2 separate regions of the Mus musculus genome follow, and region 1 is linked to region 2. Evidence: chromatin loops called from intact Hi-C (ENCODE). Cell type or tissue: left cerebral cortex. All regions are shown on one strand. Each heading gives the region's core, and the rest is flanking DNA. Links, peaks and the distances in the headings are about the cores only.

Region 1 (9,276 bases), core at 2,626-6,625, 110 kb after region 2:
ATAAGATTAATATGTTAAAAATAAATGGTGGCACAGTGAACCCTGTGATGCTGGGGACAGATGAGCAGGACACCCGCCATTCAGCTCCAAGCACTCTGGTAGGTGGCACTAAAACAGTTTTCAATAGTGCGAGACTTTAGCATCTATTTCTTTCATTGGATGAATTTAATGGGGTAGAGTTTATGGCCAGCATGTGCAGTTTTTGCTTTGTATCTCTGATGTAACATATTATGAATGACACCACAGGATTTTATTTCTCCCCCTTAGTGGCTCATTTCTGCCTTCCAAGAGGAAAACAGAAGTGTAAGTAAGAGGGAAACCTAGGTGGGAAGAATCCCGGCTAAGTGCAGATCAAGGTCAGGTCATTGTGCAGGGCTTCTCTGCAGGTCATGGGTCTGTGGCTCCCTGGCTTGGGAGGTGTCCCCGGTGCACTTATTAAGGCCTAGTGGATGAGATGAGATAACAAGGAGAACATCTTTGACAATTAGCATGGATGCATTTGCAAATAACACTGGTTTTTAGTGGTCAAAAGTTTGGGGGACTTCTGGTTTCTGTTTTATTCTTCCTAGATTTTCTAGCCATTTCAGTGTTGTTATAGTTGACATTTCAAGATTAATGGCTTTAATATTAATGTAGGAGTTTCAGTGTTGACTCAGCATTTCACAGCATGGGAAAACCAGAGGACCTGGGGTCAATTATTAGTACCCACAACCATCTGTAACATGAGTGCCGGGGGATCCAACACTCTTCTGACCTCTGTGGATACCAGACGTACATGTGGTACATAGCCATATGTGTAGGTGAAATACCAATACATATAAAATAGTTTTTTAATGCAAATATACATACCTGATTTTATATCAGTTATACCTCAGTAGAAACTAGGTACTGCTAGGATTGCTGCTAGGATTGTTGGTACAGGCTTATAGTCCCAGCACTCAGGAGGCTGCATGAGTCTAAAGCCTGCCAGAGATTTAGAGTGTGTTCAAGGGCAGGGTAGTCAACACAGTGAGATTTAGTTAAAAATAAAAACATAAACAAAAACTCTTTTAACCTTTATTCATCTGTTCCCTATAATGTATATGAACACACGTGTGTACATGTGCGCTCAGAGGATTAAACTCAGGTCATCAGACTTGATGGCAAGTGACTTTACCCAACCAGGCATCTTATCAGCACAAGTTAAGCCACATTTGCTTTTGTTTTAAGAGCGAACCTCATTCTGTAGCTCAGACTAGCCTCAGACTATAGTTGAGGCTGGCAGAGGCTGCCAGACTTGAATTCCTAATAGTCCTGTACCTGTTTCTCAGTTGTTAGCTTTCAGAGAGCGGCCACCACACCAGTCAGAAACATTAAAGTGCTGGGCACATGGCTCAGTGGGAGGGGCCTTGGAGTCCATCCACAATATCATTTTTAAAAACTACTATGTCTCTTTGTTATAGCTGCTTTCCTGCTTTCTTCTGTAAGTACATTTTCTGCTCAGGAGGGTCCTCTGTGTTCTGCAAGCTGGTCTGCCATGGCTGGAATGTTATCTGTTCATAATTATTCATCTTGTTGGCACAACAGAGTACCTCAAAATGCAGCTTAAGGGAAAAGGCTTATCTGGCTTACAGCTCCAAAGGTACTGCCTGTGGCCGAAAGCACAGTGGCAGGAATGAGTGACAGCTGATCTCAGGAAACCGAGAGTAGCATGCCATCCTACTGAAAGGATGACAGTGACACCTCCAAGAGCCCTTCTCAAGCAGGAGGCTGCTCCTGCCACCACAAGTGAGCAGTGCTGTGACTAAGCCTGCTTTTCTGAGGACTGTGGAATGGTGCCACAGTGTCCAGGCTGCACCGCACTGCTTGTGTGGTCATGCCGCCTGAGCGAGTGGAAACGGGGCTGAAGTCGCTCTGAGCTGAGCAGGCCCCTTAGTGCCTGAATTTGGTAGAGATTGTCTTCGTAACGTTAGAATTCAATGACAGTGCCTTCAATTATCCGTGTGTTTGCTGAGGCCTTTGAGAAGACTTACGAAGTCCACCTTCAGTCCTTGAGGTTGGTTACTTTGTGTTTTAACTAACAGAAGTGGTCTTGTGTGCCATCTATTGGACCCTAGGAAAGTAATCCATTCAAGTTTCCTAGAGGCACGGCCTTCACTCTGTTTGGTGGGTTTTTTCACTAACATAGGAAAGCGTTTAGTGGCCTGAAGGAGCAGTGAGTGTTTTCCTACACAAGGAAAACAGTTCTGCAGGATTTCTGCAGCCCGCCCGTCTCTGTCCTGCAGTAAACATGCCTGTGTTTACTGCAACAGATGAAGGGGCTGAGTTCAAAGACAGGCAGGGGCCATGCAGGGCTGCATCAGAACAAGAGGTGGAAGTCACATGTCAAGAGCTCTTCCACTCTTGCCTCTACCTGGCCACGTGGGAGCCAGTCTCCCCTTTGTTTAGCCTTTGCCAAGATGTCACCTGGAGGGAGTGGCTAACTTTGAGTCCAAAGCTACCCTGCCCCTGAGTTTCTTCTTTGTAGAAATTCAGTAATCACATCGAGTGTATTGAACTCTGTGGCGCCTCCTCTAATAACTTGTTCACAGGCTTACCTAGGAGACCGCATGGTGAAAGGACTAGAGTAGAGATATTGTCTTGGTGAGGAACCAGAGTGATGAGTTGGTGGGCAAGCCACTTGCTGTGTAAGCATGAGGGTTGGAGTTCAGCTCCTCAACACCCACAGAAGTAGCAAGTAGGCACGGCCTGTAATCCCAGCCCTGAGAGGTGGGAACAGAGCATCCCCAGAGCAAGCCGGCTACTGAGACTAGCCAAACTGGTGAGTTCTGGATTCAAGTGGGAGACCCTGCCTCAATATATAAGGTAGAAAAGAACAATAGAAGATAGTCAATGTCACCTCTGTCTTCTGTATGTTAGTGCGTGTGCGCACGCACACATGCATGCACACACACATGCACACACACGCACGTGCACACATACACACATATCCATTTGGGAAGAAAAAAAGCTTGGTTTCATATGCTGACTGCTCCTCTACCTGTTAGCTGTGTGACATTGGTCAAGGTCCATAGCCTCTCCATGCCTTGTTTTCTTCATCTGTAAATGGAAATGGTAGCAGTGTATATTTCAGGGTGTTGGTATAAGCAGTGTACGAGTAAATATCCATAACAATTATAATAAAAACAACTTAGTGCCAAGACAAAAACAGATGCTTGGCTATAGACAAAAAGTATACACTGGAAGAAAAACAGTGTCTGTTTAAAAAAAAAAAAAAACTGGCTATTCACTAGATTCTTGCTTCACCCTATTTATCAGTTCAATATATATCCAATACCGCTGTGTTGCTTTGAATGAGAGTGGTCCCATGGGCTTATATATCTGAATACTTGGCCCCTAGTTGGTAGAACTATTTGGGAAGGATTAGGAGGTGTGGCCTTGTTGGAGGAGGTGTGTCACTGGTGGGCTTTGAGGCTTCAAAAGTTCAAGCTCATGTTTGTAGATTAGATAAAGGCTCCCAACTACTACTCCAGCACCAAGCCTGCCTGCCTGCCTGCCTGCTGCCTGCCTGCCTGCTGCCACACCCCTGGACATGGTAGCTATAGACTGACCCTCTAAAACTGTCAGCCCAATAAACTTGTTCTTTTATGAGTTACCTTGATCATGGAGTTTTGTCACAGCAATAGAAAAGTAACCAGGATATAAGTTGGTATCAAGGAATGGGCTATTACTGCATGGCGGGCCATGATGGGCTTTGGAAGACTTTGGGACTTCGGACTATAGTCATCTTCCCACTGTGATGATCGTGGCCTTAAACCCTCTAGAACTGCGAGCTCCAGTAAGTGTTTTCTTTTGTGAGTTGCCTTGTCATGGTAACTTCTTATCATATTAATAGAAAAGTAACTAAGAGAGTCATAATTCAAGACTTTAAACTGGTAGGAAAAAGAGGAGAAACAACTGAAGAGTAGGCATAGGCATTGACTTTCTGAGTAAGACTCCAGTCACTTAAGAAATAAAGAACTGGGCTGGAGAGATGGCTCAGTGGTTCAAAGCACTGACTACTCTTCCAGAGGTCCTGAGTTCAATTCCCAGCAACCACATCTCACAGCCATCTGTAATGAGATCTGATGCCCTCTTCTGGTGTACTTATATATAATATCTATCCTTTAAAAAAGAAAAAAGGAAAAAAAGAAATGAACGGACACCAAGCAGTGGCGGCAGATGCAGGAGGAGGATCTCTGCTGAATTCCAGGCCAGGTTAGTCTGTAGAGCAAGTTTCAGGACAGCCAGGACTACACAAAGAAACCCTGTCTCAGAAGGGGAAAGGGGGGAGGACAGATTTGCATCCAATTAGAAAGCTTTTGCATAGCAAACGACATTGTTAACCAGAGCAGAAGAGAGAGTAAGAAAAAAAAATCTTTGCTTGCTATTTATACAACAGAGGGTCAATACTAAGAATATTTGAAGAACTAAAAAAATCACACACTGAAAGAACAAGAAATCCAGCAAATAAGTTTGCAGAAAAATCGATGGAACTGGGTAGCATCATGTATACAAAATAAGTCAGACTTAGTCAAGTATCATGGTTTGTCTTGTATGTCTAGGTGGGAGGAAGTTATATGAGTGGAAGGGGAACTATTTGGAAAGAGGAAGATGAGGAAGAGAGTTGGTACAGAAGGTAATAAGGGGATGAGTGTGAACAGAGTACATTATGTGTATATGTGGAGATATCAGAAGTATTTATGCAGCTAATGTTCACTAATGAAGCCGGGGGTGGATCCATAAGGACTGGCATTACAAGCACTATGGAAATATTTCCTTAGAAAAACAGGTTAGCTAGATCTCCGTATAACAGAACAAGAGAATGGGACTCAGGGACTCTGAGCTGCCCACATTCGTGTGACTTGCCAACAGAACTGTGTCTTTGCTAACTGTCCCCAGTAACATAGTTCTCTGGTGGTAGCCTCTCTGTGCCCGTGCCATCAGATTCAAATGAGAAGTCTTCAAGGGCTTCTTTGAAGCTGTTGGAAACACCTATCCTTTATTTCCTTCTGGGCCACTTCTAAAGATGATGTAATCTGAGCAATTAAGAGTGAAGAGCCAGCCAGATTTGTAACCATGAAGACCTTTAATCCCAGTGCTCAGGAGGCAGAGGCGGCAGATCTCTGAGTTTGAGGCTACCCTGGTCTGTGTAGCATATCCATGACAGCCAGGGCTACACAGTAAGACCATTGCAAAGAGTCAAAGACAAACAGACAAATCAAAAAGAGCAAAGATGTCAAGTATAACAGCAAACAGCCCATGGATACTAACTGGGCTGATAACTGTACTAGCTACTTCTCTTCAACCTCAATAAGTAAATAAATAGGGGTACACACACACACACCCCACATCCCATACACACACTCTACCCACAACACATATGCATACTGCACACACACCACATACACATACACATGCAATACCACACACACATGCAATACCACACACACACACACATACACCAGCTCCCCTATCTCCACAATGAAGTTCGCAGCTATGTAAATATATTCCACAGCACCAGCCCACCCTCTGCTCTTTGTGGAGTAGCATCTTTAAGTGAGAAGCAGCTGCTACTCCTGATGCTCACATGGTGCACTCTGGGAATGTAGTTGGAACGCTGTTGAGATTTCTCACTGGTTGGATCAAGGAGCAGCAGCAGGCTGAAGCCTCTGTTGTAAGACACCCGTCTCAGGATGGCTGTTGTTACAGGTTAATGGGGTTGATCTGCGGAGCTCCAGCCATGAAGAAGCCATCACAGCCCTGAGGCAGACCCCCCAGAAGGTGCGGCTGGTGGTATACAGAGATGAAGCACAGTACAGAGACGAGGAGAACTTGGAGGTGTTCCTTGTGGACCTGCAGAAGAAGACTGGCCGAGGACTAGGCCTGAGCATTGTTGGGAAACGGTAAGGATGGGCCTTCAAGCCGGGGTCATCCTTTCCTTTTCCTCATATGGGGACTAATGCTTTTAAACGCTGAAAGAGAAAACCTACAGTGAACGAGTGATGGGTTTTGAAGATGTGTCATGTTGAGATACAACTAGACCCAGTGCGCACACCTGATTCTAGCTGGGCTGCTGAGTCTGCACTCAGCTCCACAGTAAGGATCAGAGTGGCTGCCTAGGGCAGTATCTGTGGGTTTCTCTTACACACTTGAGTCCAGAGCAACTGCTGAGACAGTGCTCAGCTGCTCTCTTCTTACCTGGGGACATCCCAAGCAGAGAATGGAGGTTCTAGTTTGGGTTGCTTGTTGAGATAGGAGCTCACTGTGTAGACTAGTTTCAAACTCACAGCACTCCTGTCTTAGCTGAGATGACTGGTGTGCAGCACCACACACAGTGTTCTTCTTTGCTCTCAGGTGATAGATAGATGAGGTGACCCTCCTTCACCTGCACTGCAGACTTGGTCTGAAAGGATCGTTTATATTCCTCAGCATGAAACTTTCCATTGTGAAGGGTCAGATGCATCTCTTAAAGTTTACAAATCCTTTTGACAAACAATTCCATAATTCCTTAAAGGTGTGCTTGCAGATGTTTATTGCATATGTTTGCAGTAACTAAGGAATGGAAGAAATGTATAGCAGCTCATTAACAGGTTTCAATTGTCAGAACACATTTAAGAATGGAGTTATATGAGGAAGTTTCTGAGTGCTTTTAAGAAAACTCAAAAAAAAAAAAAAAAAAAAGGCAAGAGTGTTGTGACCTCACTTCCTTCAAAGCACAGACTTGTTCCTGTTCTTAGAGTGTGTTTTGTGTTTTGCCCAGGTAGAGTGGATGGAAGGGAATTTACTTCCATTGTTGTTATTCATACACCTCTATGGAAAAGCCATCTTCTGCCACATGTGGCTTGTCCCTGTGATTAAACACCTTCCTCAGATGATTCTTCTTAACCCTCAGGATACACAGTGGTGACTTCTTAGGTTCCTGGGACCCACATGCTGAAAGAAAAGTACCGAGTCCCACATGCTGTTCTTGCTGCCCATGAGTGTGCGGGCATGCACATATCCACATAAACATGAATACATTAATGTAAATATATGAGCAATTAATAAATGATTTCATATTCTATGAAAAGGAAGTTACTAGCTATAGGCTCTTCTCTAGGAGAATAGCTTGCTCACTTTGTGTCTGTGTGGGGTGCTGGGGTCACCCCAGACCCACACTCACAGCAGAAAGCAGTCAGCCCTGGACCTCTATATGCCAGGCCACAAATTCTGCCCTTTTAAAAAGTAAATGGCGGTACCCATCTTTAATCCCAGCATTTGGGAGGCAGAGGCAGGCCAATCTCTAAGGCCAGCCTGGTGTACAAAGCAAGTTTCAGGACAGTAAGGACTACACAGAGAAACCCTGTCTCAAAATAATAATAATAATAATAATAATAATAAAGTAAATTACTATTTTGTATCACAAAATCATATACACAAACATACACACACACCAGAGTTTGTATCACCACCAATAAAAATAGAAGTACAGTAGGCAAAGATAGATGTACAATACATAGCACAAATGGGCATAATCTAAGCATAAAGTTTATTATTTAGAAAGTTAGTGGATGGCAGTGGACTTGATGGATTGGTTTTAGAACTTCTGAGTTCTAGTTCTTAGATCTTTAGTCTTTATAAAGAATGTCCAGTTTTAATTCATAACTACCTCGCTGTGCCAATCCCACAATGCTTGGTGATGTTAACAGGAGTGGAAGTGGAGTGTTTATTTCTGACATTGTGAAAGGCGGGGCCGCAGACCTCGATGGGAGGTTAATTCGAGGAGACCAGATCTTGTCTGTGAATGGAGAGGACATGAGACACGCCTCACAGGAGACAGTGGCCACCATCCTGAAGGTGAGTCCCTAAGCGGCTTCCCACCTAGCCATGATGATCAATGCTCACAAAGTTGTCCCAGTGCGCCTGACCTTAGTTGGATGTTTTTGCTATGTTCTTACAAAAATATAACGTGTGATTGTTCCAAATGTCCAAGAACAGATTTAAAGGAACGCTATCGTGATGGCTAAGCAGACAGAGGAAGCTGCCTGGAGATTTGAGGCAGTTGCTCGTGTTAGTGAGCGCTCTAACTGCCAGACTTGTTGGTAATCCAGCCTATTGGACAGTGTGCGCTCTCCTAGAGCAGGGAGTCCATCCCCTCTCCTCGGTATCAATCAACCGCAACTTAGTGATGGAGGGAATGCTAAAGCTCAGCTAGACTGGTTATTGAAAGCAGAGTCACTAAGCTCTGCTGGGGCAGGTTGCTCCCACCCTGGGCTCTGGTGAGCTTGGGGAAGCCTGCAGCTCAGACTTCTCAGCTGAGGGGCTCTGCCTCCTGGAACTCCTTCCTCTCTGGTTGCAACCAGTGGATCTTCAAGCAACTGTGGAAGTTTGTGCACACAGAGGGTTTGTTTAATAATCGTGTTCCTGGTACAGCTCTCAGTCACTCTTCAAGGGGCCTGGATTTGTGAACTGTCTCTTGTTGGGTTTCCCTCTCTGCTGTTTCCCACTTCCGGACTGTTGCGTTCTTTATGATCACTTTCGTCAGACGGAAGGGAGATGGAAGGGGAGAAAGGCACACTGATATCAAATCCATTTAGTGCACTTGAAGGTGCTGCGTTGCTGTTTTGTCTGGGGTTTGGATGACTGGATCTCCTTTTGCCTGGTGACCTGGTTATCCTCTGGTAAACCTCTGCTGCAGAGATGGCTGAAGGCCTGCACTAGTGTTTTAGATCATAAATGCTGCCACATCGCACTTCTGATTTTCTTGCCTTCCCAAGTGTGTCCAGGGCCTTGTCCAGCTGGAGATTGGGAGACTCCGCGCCGGTTCCTGGGCCGCCTCTCGGAAGACCTCGCAGAACAGCCAGGTTGTTGACTCTCTCACCCTTATGTGCCTCCTGGGGGAAAGTTTCCATTTCATACACGGTTATTTAGAAATGATATCTTCCGTGCTGCATGTTCACAACACCAGCTTCAGTGTGCTTTCATGTGTGTGAAATAAAAATGGAAGGTGGGGTGGAAATTCATTAAGAAATTTTTCTCTCCTTTATTGCCTGTGTTTTCTTAGAACTGTTTTTTTCTCTCGGTGTTCAATATTGCCTGTGCGCACGTGTACACGGCTGTGTTTATTTTAGAGAAGGAAAAAAAAAAAAAAAAGAGGTAACATCTGGTGGCAATTTGACCTCATTAGCACAACGTTGTTCTGTGCATCCAGTTAAACACTGCTATAAAGTTAAGTTGTGAATCGCCACTCACACACGCTGAGGGCAGTTAACGGTG
Region 2 (9,276 bases), core at 2,863-6,862:
CTTTCTGTGCCAATAAAGCACTCCCAGCCTGTTGATCAAGTCTTTCTGCTTCTCTGTCTCATTTTTCTTATGTGTTTGGGTTGTTTTGCTGTTGTTGTTGTTGTGTGTTGTTGTTTTACTGTAAATGCGTCTTGTCAAGGTTCCCATCGATGATTTAGAGTGTGCCAAATGGTAACCATTATGTCTAACAAGAAAGGTTCACTTTAACTTTATTACTAGTATAAAGCTCGTGTAAGTTTTTTTGTAAGCATGTTGATTTGTTTAGTTTTGATGCACCTAGTGGGAAAACTGTAGATATCTCTCCTAGTGGAGACCACCCACACTCTTACACATACCTTGTGTGCTGTCTTCAGAAAATAATGATTCTTGCTCAAGTTGTCTCTCTTATTTTATTATTTTTAATTTAATTTTATTTTTGTATCTAACACAGAATCAGTTTTTATGTGTAAAGGGAAGGAAATTATTTAAAATAGAAATACTGTGTAGTTTTGGCCATCTCTTCCATCTATACATTATTTTGGGTTTCAGAGGCCAACTCTCTGGCTCTGTGTCACACTGAAATCCATTATTCTCACCTTGCTTTACCTCCCTTTTGGTAAATCTGAGGATTCCTTCCTATCTGAATCTTCATAAAAACCAGAGGAGTTCAGCTGTCCATCCTAGGAGCACTGTCTAGCACATAAGAGCAACATGTATATTCATTACTCTTGTGCTTAATGGCTTCATGGTTTCATGTTCTGATTGTTAATTTCCCATATAGATTTGTATAACATTATCAAGCCTGCATGCATGCTGGCAAAAATATTGACTATACTACATAGCCTGCATTTTTGGTTGTAATATCAGTTTCTTTACACTAATATGTTGTTATCATTTTCTGTTAGGTGTGACTTTTCACCTGAGATTTGCCACTTGAGCTACCATTTTGTTTCTTCTGTGCTGTGATTTTTCCTTCAGATATTTTTACTTTTCAAGCTTGTGTGCACTAACTCTGAAAATTAAAGGTTGTTTATTAAATAAGAAAAAAAAAAGACTGGGATTTCCATCATAACTGATTTTAACAAGTGACATTATTGTACTTACTGCACAGGCAAAAATGTTTATAATCCTGCCTTTGTGTGCCTGTGTTATTGGAAGCAGATCAAGTAGCTAAACCATCTGAAACTGCCTTGAGTCTTTATTCCAGTGCGTTGAGCATTTGCTATTAAAATACTAGGCAGTGGCTTGAATTAAGTGTCTTTCTGGGAGAAAGGCTTTGTTACTTAGCAACACCTAATATCCTGTGCTGATGGCAAAGCACTCCAAGACCCACTAGAGAAATCCTTCTGGCTTTCTTGGACAAGGAAAAGACATCTGGTGTGTTGATAGAGAATTATGAGTAACTGGCGATTAGGGGGCGGGGGCGGGGGTTGTCTTTGTTGTTGTTTTTCCAAATAACGTCATCACGGGAGTGGAAACATCCAAGTTTAAAACAAACTTCACTGCTGAGCAGAGCTATAAAACTGTTCTATCCAATGATACTGATCTGATATTCATTCAGGGTATGTGCGTGAGTCAGGGTTACAGGGAAGATGGATACTTATTTCCTCGTCGCTTCTCTTGTTTGAAGGGACAATTCTGTGGAGGTGTTTAGAGAAACAATATCTTTCCATCTTAGGTACTGGTACAGAATAACTGAAGAAATAAAACAGCTTTATTGAATACTTTTGAGAGGAAATAAGTTCCAAAGAAAGGAATAAACTTAATATAAAAATCGTCTTGGAGTGTGTTCTGATGGTGATAAACATGGCCACTGTGTTTGTGTAGGGTCGCCTCTGAAGCCTTGTGTTTTCAGGGAAACATGCTCCTAGGCCCAGTGTAGACTGGGCATCTCTGCAGTGACCCTAACAACCTGCTTGAGAATTGATCAAAAAATCTTTCTAGGCATCATTTCCTGCTTCAGGGCAATGAGTGACCTTGTTTCTGCCAGTTTCTCAGGTGTCAAGCTCTGTATTTTTGGGAAGTAGGGAGCTTGTCATGCACGCAATAAAAACGTCAACAAAACAGTTGAGCCTTTGCTGTTTGGGGGTACCCATGGTCTCAGCTTCTTGGGTGGTGGAGGTAGATTCTTGAATTCAAGAAACTCTTCAGGGACATAGGCAATGCAGTGATATGGTCTCGATAAATAAGTAAATGATAAATAAATAAACAAAAGGATGGTATAACTGAGCTGGTTTCTAAATGGTTCATTCTTGTCTAGCATGAATGTAGGAAGCCTGGGTTCACCCCAGCACCACAATGAAGAACACAGACTGTAATCAGATGTGGTAAGATTCTGTATCTTATAACAACCTTTTGTTGCTTAAAACTAGTATTTAATTTGTGATTTTTTTTATGTCTGGATATGTATATATGTTTGTGTATACAGAAAAGAATATATGAATTTTAAGTTGTCATTTTATGAGAGAGTCTGGCTGGATATTAGTACAAAACAGTATGCTCAATTCTACCACTTGATAATAATACATTGCTCACGGTGTTCATGCTAGTTGTCATGGAAAGGACTTGTGGTAGCCTGAGCTCAGCCCCACATGGGGTTCCCTTGCTGTAAAACCACATGTCTGAGGCTCCAGACATGTGCTGACTGGCAGCCTAGAATTGAAATTTCAGAGCTAGGGAATGTTGTCCTGATGCTTCAGAGATACACACTGAGTTTGATGGTTGGCCAACATGCTAACTTGACTTTTCTTTCCCCATTTTTGAAACTATAGTTCACCTTTCATTAAACCTACTGACTAGAATACAATTACTGGGAATTGCTTGTCTCTGGGATTGGTGGAGGATGTACTTGAACGTCGGGAGGAAGCAAGAAGTGGCTAGGATTTTAAAGTTCTTCATTGTGTGGCCCAAAGGAATCTCGTATTTAATCCTGAGTTGTGGTAGTAGAGACAGGGAATTTTGCTGAGATGGTACTTGTGAAGGGCTGCCTTCAACCTGATATCTGGATTATCATGATTGACTGTCAGGATCTTTACTGGGAAATGTACTGCATTGCATGGGAGAAGATTCTATGGTGACCCACAGGAATCACATCGGTACCTTCTCATGGAAACAGGTTCATAATCAATGCCCGGGTTCACCAGTGTGGAATCTCATCAGCTGGGGCCCAGTCACTATTTCTTTTCAAAAGCACCACATTTAATATGTAGTATGGGGGAAGAGTTGTATCTTTGTATTGCCCATCAAAAGGTTCATAGCAAAGACGACTGTGACAAAAAGTCAAACTAACAGAGAACATTTTTAAAAACTTTTCGTAGTTTATTTATTGTTCATGTGCAATGGGGTACACATGGCGGTCAGAGGATTGCTTGAGTTAGTTGGTTCTCTGTTACTATGATGTGTATCCTGGGAACTGAACTCAGTTGCCAAACTTGGAAACAAGCATTTTTTGCCTTCTAACCCATTTCTCTGGTCCCAGTCACAATATTTATTGATCTAAAATTTCACATGACACTGGATCCTTTAGAAATGAAGATCCAAAATATCAGAAAACTGTCTTTAAAGACAGGCAAACAGAAAGATGATTGGAGAAGATGGTCTGATGGTGCCACACTAGGTGGAATTCTACATGCCCTGTCCTCTGGTTCTTGCCTCCCTAGTTCTTTCCCTCACGTAATAGAGAGAGGGAGTAAGTCAGAGAGGAACCATCCTTGGCTTCAATCAAGAAAGAGGAGTTCTGGGTCCAGTGACCTGCCTGAGGGGCTGAGTAGCAGGACTCTCTTCTGCAGTTTTATCAGCAGCTCCTAGTGCACTTCTCTTGGGCCAACTGCTGTGTTTGGGGTGTTGCGTGCTGAGCGCTGGCAGTGACTACACTGACCAGTCCCCAGGTGGACAGGCTGGGTGAGCGCTGCTGCAGCTCCTTAAAGAGGACGTAAGGGTCCTGAGCTTAAGGCCTGCCTGTGTCACACAGCAGGACCTATCTCAAAGAGAAAGCTAGAATGAATAAGAAAAGTGTGGAGGGAGCTTCGGAACTGCCACTGATCCCCCATCATCTAAGGGCAAGCAGAACAGACTGGACCCCATGGGTGCAGGAGACCCAACCGAGCTCTGGCTGAATTGTCTCAGCTGCCTGTCAATCATACCATCCGTGTGGGAAGGACTCAGGGGCAGAGCGAGTGGTGAGGTCGCCTTCATGTGAGGAGCTATTGTGAGGAGGTAGGATTTCTAAACATAGCACCTCAGACTGAGGGACAGACCTAAAGTCTCTCTTAAAAACAGCATTAGGGGAATGTAAGATGAGCTAGTAGAGAGCAATTTATTTTAAGTTTTGGATATGCCAACTTCATGGCCTTTTATAAGGCCTTTCCTCTAAAGTCTTCTTTCTCTGTAAAACAGAATTCAGTTACACGGTTTGTTTCATCTTTCCCAGGGATGGGGAAAATACAGAAATTAGTATATCAAAGAAGTAGAATCGTCTTCTTTTATCCTCTTCAAGCTGTGAATCTAAAAATAAGTTGTAGGATAACAAATGCAGGGGCTGAAATGTTAGTCGAGTGTCCTGAGCTGGCATTTGGCCATGCTGCTGTTGCTAAGTATAAGCTTTATTCTGGAGAGATGCCAGGGCCTAGGACGTGCGAAGCACACTCTGCCACTGAACTTCACCCCCACCACCACCACCACATCCCTAACAGTAATACATTTTGAATATAAATCTAAAGATGGAATGGTGCCACTTTTAAGTGAAAGAGGCATTCTTTGGAACAACACTGTGACTTTAGATCTGAAATAGGCTTTCTGTCCTTTGGGAGTGGTGTTGGGATGGTTGCAGAGCAGTTGAAGAGCCATAGGGCAGCCTGTGCGTGTGCCTTTCAGTCGGTGTAGCCTGAGCTTAGCACACCAAAGCACTGGCAGCAGTGGGCTGAATGAACAAGAACTCAATTAGAGCTGGGCGACAACCTCATCAGCTACCGGCTGCTCACCCTTGGCAAGGGACTTAAGACTTGAGCCTTCTTTCTAAAGTCTGGAACACGGAGATGATAGATCATTCTTTCCAGAGGAGAAGAAAGTGGAGTGGAAGATTCACCAGCACCTCTGCAACTTGCCAGGCGCCCCACAAACTGTCAGTAAACCCTCAAGTGATGCAAGATGCTCCACTCTGTCTATAAAAGTGAAAAGTCCAGGGCGTGACTGGATGTTACATCTGTTAGTTCGTCTGTTAGCATTAAGTAAGTTAGCACTGGAGCAAGCTTGATGCAGAGTCATTGAAGTGGCCCAGGGCTCCAGCACTGTGTACCAACTAGTCTTATCTTCAGTTGACTGCAGCTGTGGACACTATTCATCTTCCTGTTCACTCACTAAATAGGTGGTGGAGACTAGGGTGTGGCTCCAGTATTGGGTATTATCACATATGTAAGGCTCTGAGCTTGACTCCTGGGGAGGAGGCACTAAATAAATAAATAAATAAATAGTTTCCGCCCCTAGGTTTTTTTTTTCTTGAAGCTTTTATTTCTCAGAGTTATAACTAGTCATGTGTGTATATGTGACAGATTTCATGGGATGAGTTCCTTTGGTTTTACAACTTTACTGCGAAGTGGATTCCATTCATATTTGTTCATTGACTCAGTGAGTGTGTAACTGTGGCAATTGAAAACTCAGGCCGGGAAAATTAACCTTCTAGTCTCACGAAGTAAGATTAACAAATCTACATTTTAGACCCTACCTGATTAATATGAGAATCAGGTTTTGAGGTGCATTAGGTTAACAGTAGGGCTTTGGATGCGTATGTTTGAAAAACACGAGAGACTTTTGACCACTTTTGGTGATGTTTGGCTATCCTGTCTTCAAGTTTGCTGGTACACTGCCCAGGCGCTGCAGTCCTGAGAGCTTTTTCACCATCCCTAGCTGGAGCGACTTGAACGCCAGTTTTCAAGCTGCCTCTGTGCTTTGCATCCACAGGCAGCACTGGTTGAGCAGTGCTCCCTTGCGCCTCGAGCTGTGCTTGGTACCCTCGCTGGCAGTAACTAAGAGAAGCAACCTGAAAGGTAGAGGATGGTGTCGGCCTCTTCCTTGGGAATCCCAGTGGAGACTGAGTACTTTTTGGTTTTTGTTTCTTCTTAATGTCATCAGGAGAAAAGCATTACTTACTTTCAAATGGCAGTTTCCCTCATGGCAGAGGAAATTAAGAAGAAAAGAACAGCTTTGTCATCAATTCAAAATTCATTTCAGACATCATTAACTAAGCATTGAAAACAAGAGCATGGTTCTCTCTTCCTTCCCTGTGCATTATCTGGACACCTGTATTTGAGGTTATTTTAGGGAACATGTGCTCTTAAGGAGACCTTACTTTGACAGATAGGTTTGGCATGTAAAAAAGATCCACAAACTCGAGACACAGTGACTCAGCAGGCATTTAAACTTAATTCTGTTTACCACCTCAGCTCTAAGAGTCCATTCAATGTTCATTCAGAGTGCCTGGGCATCACACAGTTAGTTCTCTCCGTTGGAGACCATAGAGGTTTACCAAAGGAGAGTCTTTGTCATGACTGACTTACACAGCTAAACAGTTGAATCCACTTTGATCAATTTCATCTTGAATCTTTCAGAACGACCAGGTGAGTTTATTGTTGTTGTTGCTGCTGCTGCTGTTGTAAAATAGCATAGTAGCATGATTTTATGTTGATTCCCTCACTGTACATTTCTGTATGTTTCATAAAGAGCCAGCATATAAAGCATATGGAATTTGAATGCACATGTGGGTTCTATAAGAGAGCAGGCTGAGCAAGCCAGTAAGCAACACCCCTTCATGGCTTCTGCATCAATTGCTGCCTCCAGGTTCTAGCCCTGTTTAAGTTCCTGTCCTTGCTGTTATATGGAACTGTGAATGAAATAAGCCCTTTGTTCTCAGGTTGCTTTTGGTCATGGTGTTTCATCACAGCAATGGTAACCCTGAGACAGCACCTATGTCACATTGGGCAGCTGCATATAGCAAGACTGAGGGTTGTTTGGAGTGGCCGTGACTACCAGCACTACAACCCCTGTGTGTGTTTTCACCTCTGTGGAGGCTATTGATAGTTTTCATGCCTGGCTGGGTGTTAGTGTGTTTTCTTTTGATAACCTCATTTATTTAATGTCTCATTTGCTATTTTAATAGAGCATTTATTTGGGGGATGTAGGAGGGATAGAACCCAAGGTCTCACATAATGGGCTCCACTTCTGGTCTACAACCCCTGCCCTAAATATTCCATTTAATTTGCTATTGTGAACTTTTTGAAGCATTTTTTAGCATTTCCTCATATACCTGAGGTTTTTGAGTTTATATGTTGGAGTTAGATGTCTTTTTGTACTTTACTTGTAAAACTTTCATTTATTAATTCCAAAGAATTAGTAAGTGAAGCATCTCTCTTTGTTATATTCTTCTACCTATAGATATAACGTAAGAAAGTATCCTCTTTTATCAACTATTTTATCTTTAATCTTAAAAAATGCATACCTATCCCTCTCTATTAGCATCACTTTGAACTTTATCCTTTAGGCTCCTGCCATGGTGATTTTTAACTGTCTTCAGAATATGCTCTTAGCTTGAATCATATTAAATTGTTCCATGGTGGCCAGGAAGCAAAGAGGGTTTGCTTTCATAACAAAACCCTTTCCTCCAATTCCCTTAAGCTATGAATCCATAATGGAGTATTTCACTGATTCAGTGAGAACCATTTTGATCCAGTCAGGTCCCACACCCTTGCTCAGCCCCATTAAAAAACCAAGTCCTCATGCAGACGCTGTGGGGACATTTCAGATCTAAGCCACAAATTGGCGATTACATAACAGGTTTCCTAAGGGCACAATCTTCATTTCTTGCTGAATATCTGTCTGCCAGGGGAGGGAAAAGTGAGGATTGTGCCAGGCGTAAGTGTTGCACCCCAGTCACCCTGTCATTTGGGAGATCGGACCCGAGGGTCAGAAGTTCAGGATCATCTTCAGCCACATACTGAGTATGAAGCCAGCATGGGCTACATGACATACTGCCTCAAGCAGCGGCAAAATTGTCATACCAGCCTGGAAAGTGATGTGGCATCTGGATGGCGGTGTGTGAGGGGGCGCTCAGTAGGTAAAGTTGTGGAGGCATGAGGACCAGAGTTGGGAGCTCCAGCCCAGAATTAGGTCTGAAACTCCAGCACTGGGTCAGAGACAAGTGGAGCCCTGAGGTCATTGCCCAGTCAGCCTCATCCATCGGTTCAGTTAGCTATCGCTTCAGTCCTGAAATTGGACACACATATATATTATACGTTTTGGGGTTTTTGTTTATTCGTGTTTTCTTCTTTTTCTTTTTCTTTTTTTTTAAACAGGACCTTGATATGTAGCTTAGGTTGGCATCGAAGTGGCGATCCCCCTGCCTCAGCTTCCTGCATCCTAAAGCACCTCCTATCACATCCAGCTTTGTCATATGAATGTTTCCATCCGCCAGCATATAATTTGTGGCACAGTTATTTGTACCAGTCTCATATAAACAAACCTGTCTGTGTTTACTTTTCACTTGCGTAATGTACTTGCTGAGCTGGTGCTGTGTGAGATGAGGGACCAGCCGGAGCCGCATTCTCTCTGCTGACGTACTAGTGTGGTTTTGTTGTGCGAATCCAGCACAGGTGAAACGTGGCCCAACTAGCAGGCAGGCAGAAGGTTTAGACCATAATGTAGAGGTGACAGGTCACAGGGCTTCCTTGCTTGCTCTTTGTTGCTATGATAAACACCATGACCAAAAGCAACTTGAGGAGGAAAGGGTTTATTCCAGCTTATCATTTATTGTCCATCTTGAGGAAAAGTCAGGGCAGGACCTGAAGGAGATCATGAAGGAATACTGCAGATTACTACCTTTCTCACCAAGGCTTGAGCAGCCTGCTTTCTTATATAACCCGAGATCATCTGCCTGGGGCTGGCACCACACGCCTGGGCTTTCCTCTTGCACGTCAATCAAGAAAATGCACCACAGACTTGCCTATAAGCCAGTCTCATGGGGCCGTTTTCTAGTTAAGTGTCCCTCTTCCCAGGTGATGCTACATTGTGCCATGTTGATTTAAAAAAAAAAAAAAAGCCAGCACATAAGGTGAAATATAAGATGGAAAGATAGATGTTGAATGCACATAAACTATGACTATTAAGACCATCGACATAGTGAAGGCTATAACCCCACGGAGATAAAACATTGCCCTGTTTGAAGGCTGTGTGGGCATGTGTGGATCACTTCCACATCTGCTTAGTTTCCCCTTCTTTTACTCATTTATCCAATGTTAATTTATGCTGTTT

The links. Hi-C counts contacts between places; a loop is a spot of excess contacts. Peaks named below come from ENCODE experiments on the same cell type or tissue, not always from the same donor. Only the 100,000 strongest peaks of a DNase experiment are listed, where the experiment ranks them.
Region 1: it touches region 2 in a loop (2.0-fold over the local background); 2 of 42 quality-filtered maps call a loop at or near these places.

The regions. Positions count from the first base shown.
Region 1 is chr4:98,668,464-98,677,739 of GRCm38, forward strand. It overlaps Patj (PATJ, crumbs cell polarity complex component), which reads left to right. Exons shown (of 44, transcript NM_172696.2): 36 at 5,731-5,924; 37 at 7,710-7,857; 38 at 8,778-8,864. Among named protein-coding and RNA genes, the nearest start is that of Gm35137, 26 kb to the right of the region's middle. In left cerebral cortex, for the core only: a CTCF peak has its summit at 4,132 (motif pointing left); no DNase peak of the experiment used is centred there.
Region 2 is chr4:98,559,108-98,568,383 of GRCm38, forward strand. All of the region lies in intron 27 of Patj (PATJ, crumbs cell polarity complex component), which reads left to right. Among named protein-coding and RNA genes, the nearest start is that of Gm40210, 16 kb to the right of the region's middle. In left cerebral cortex, for the core only: no CTCF peak of the experiment used is centred there; a DNase peak (open chromatin) is centred at 4,630.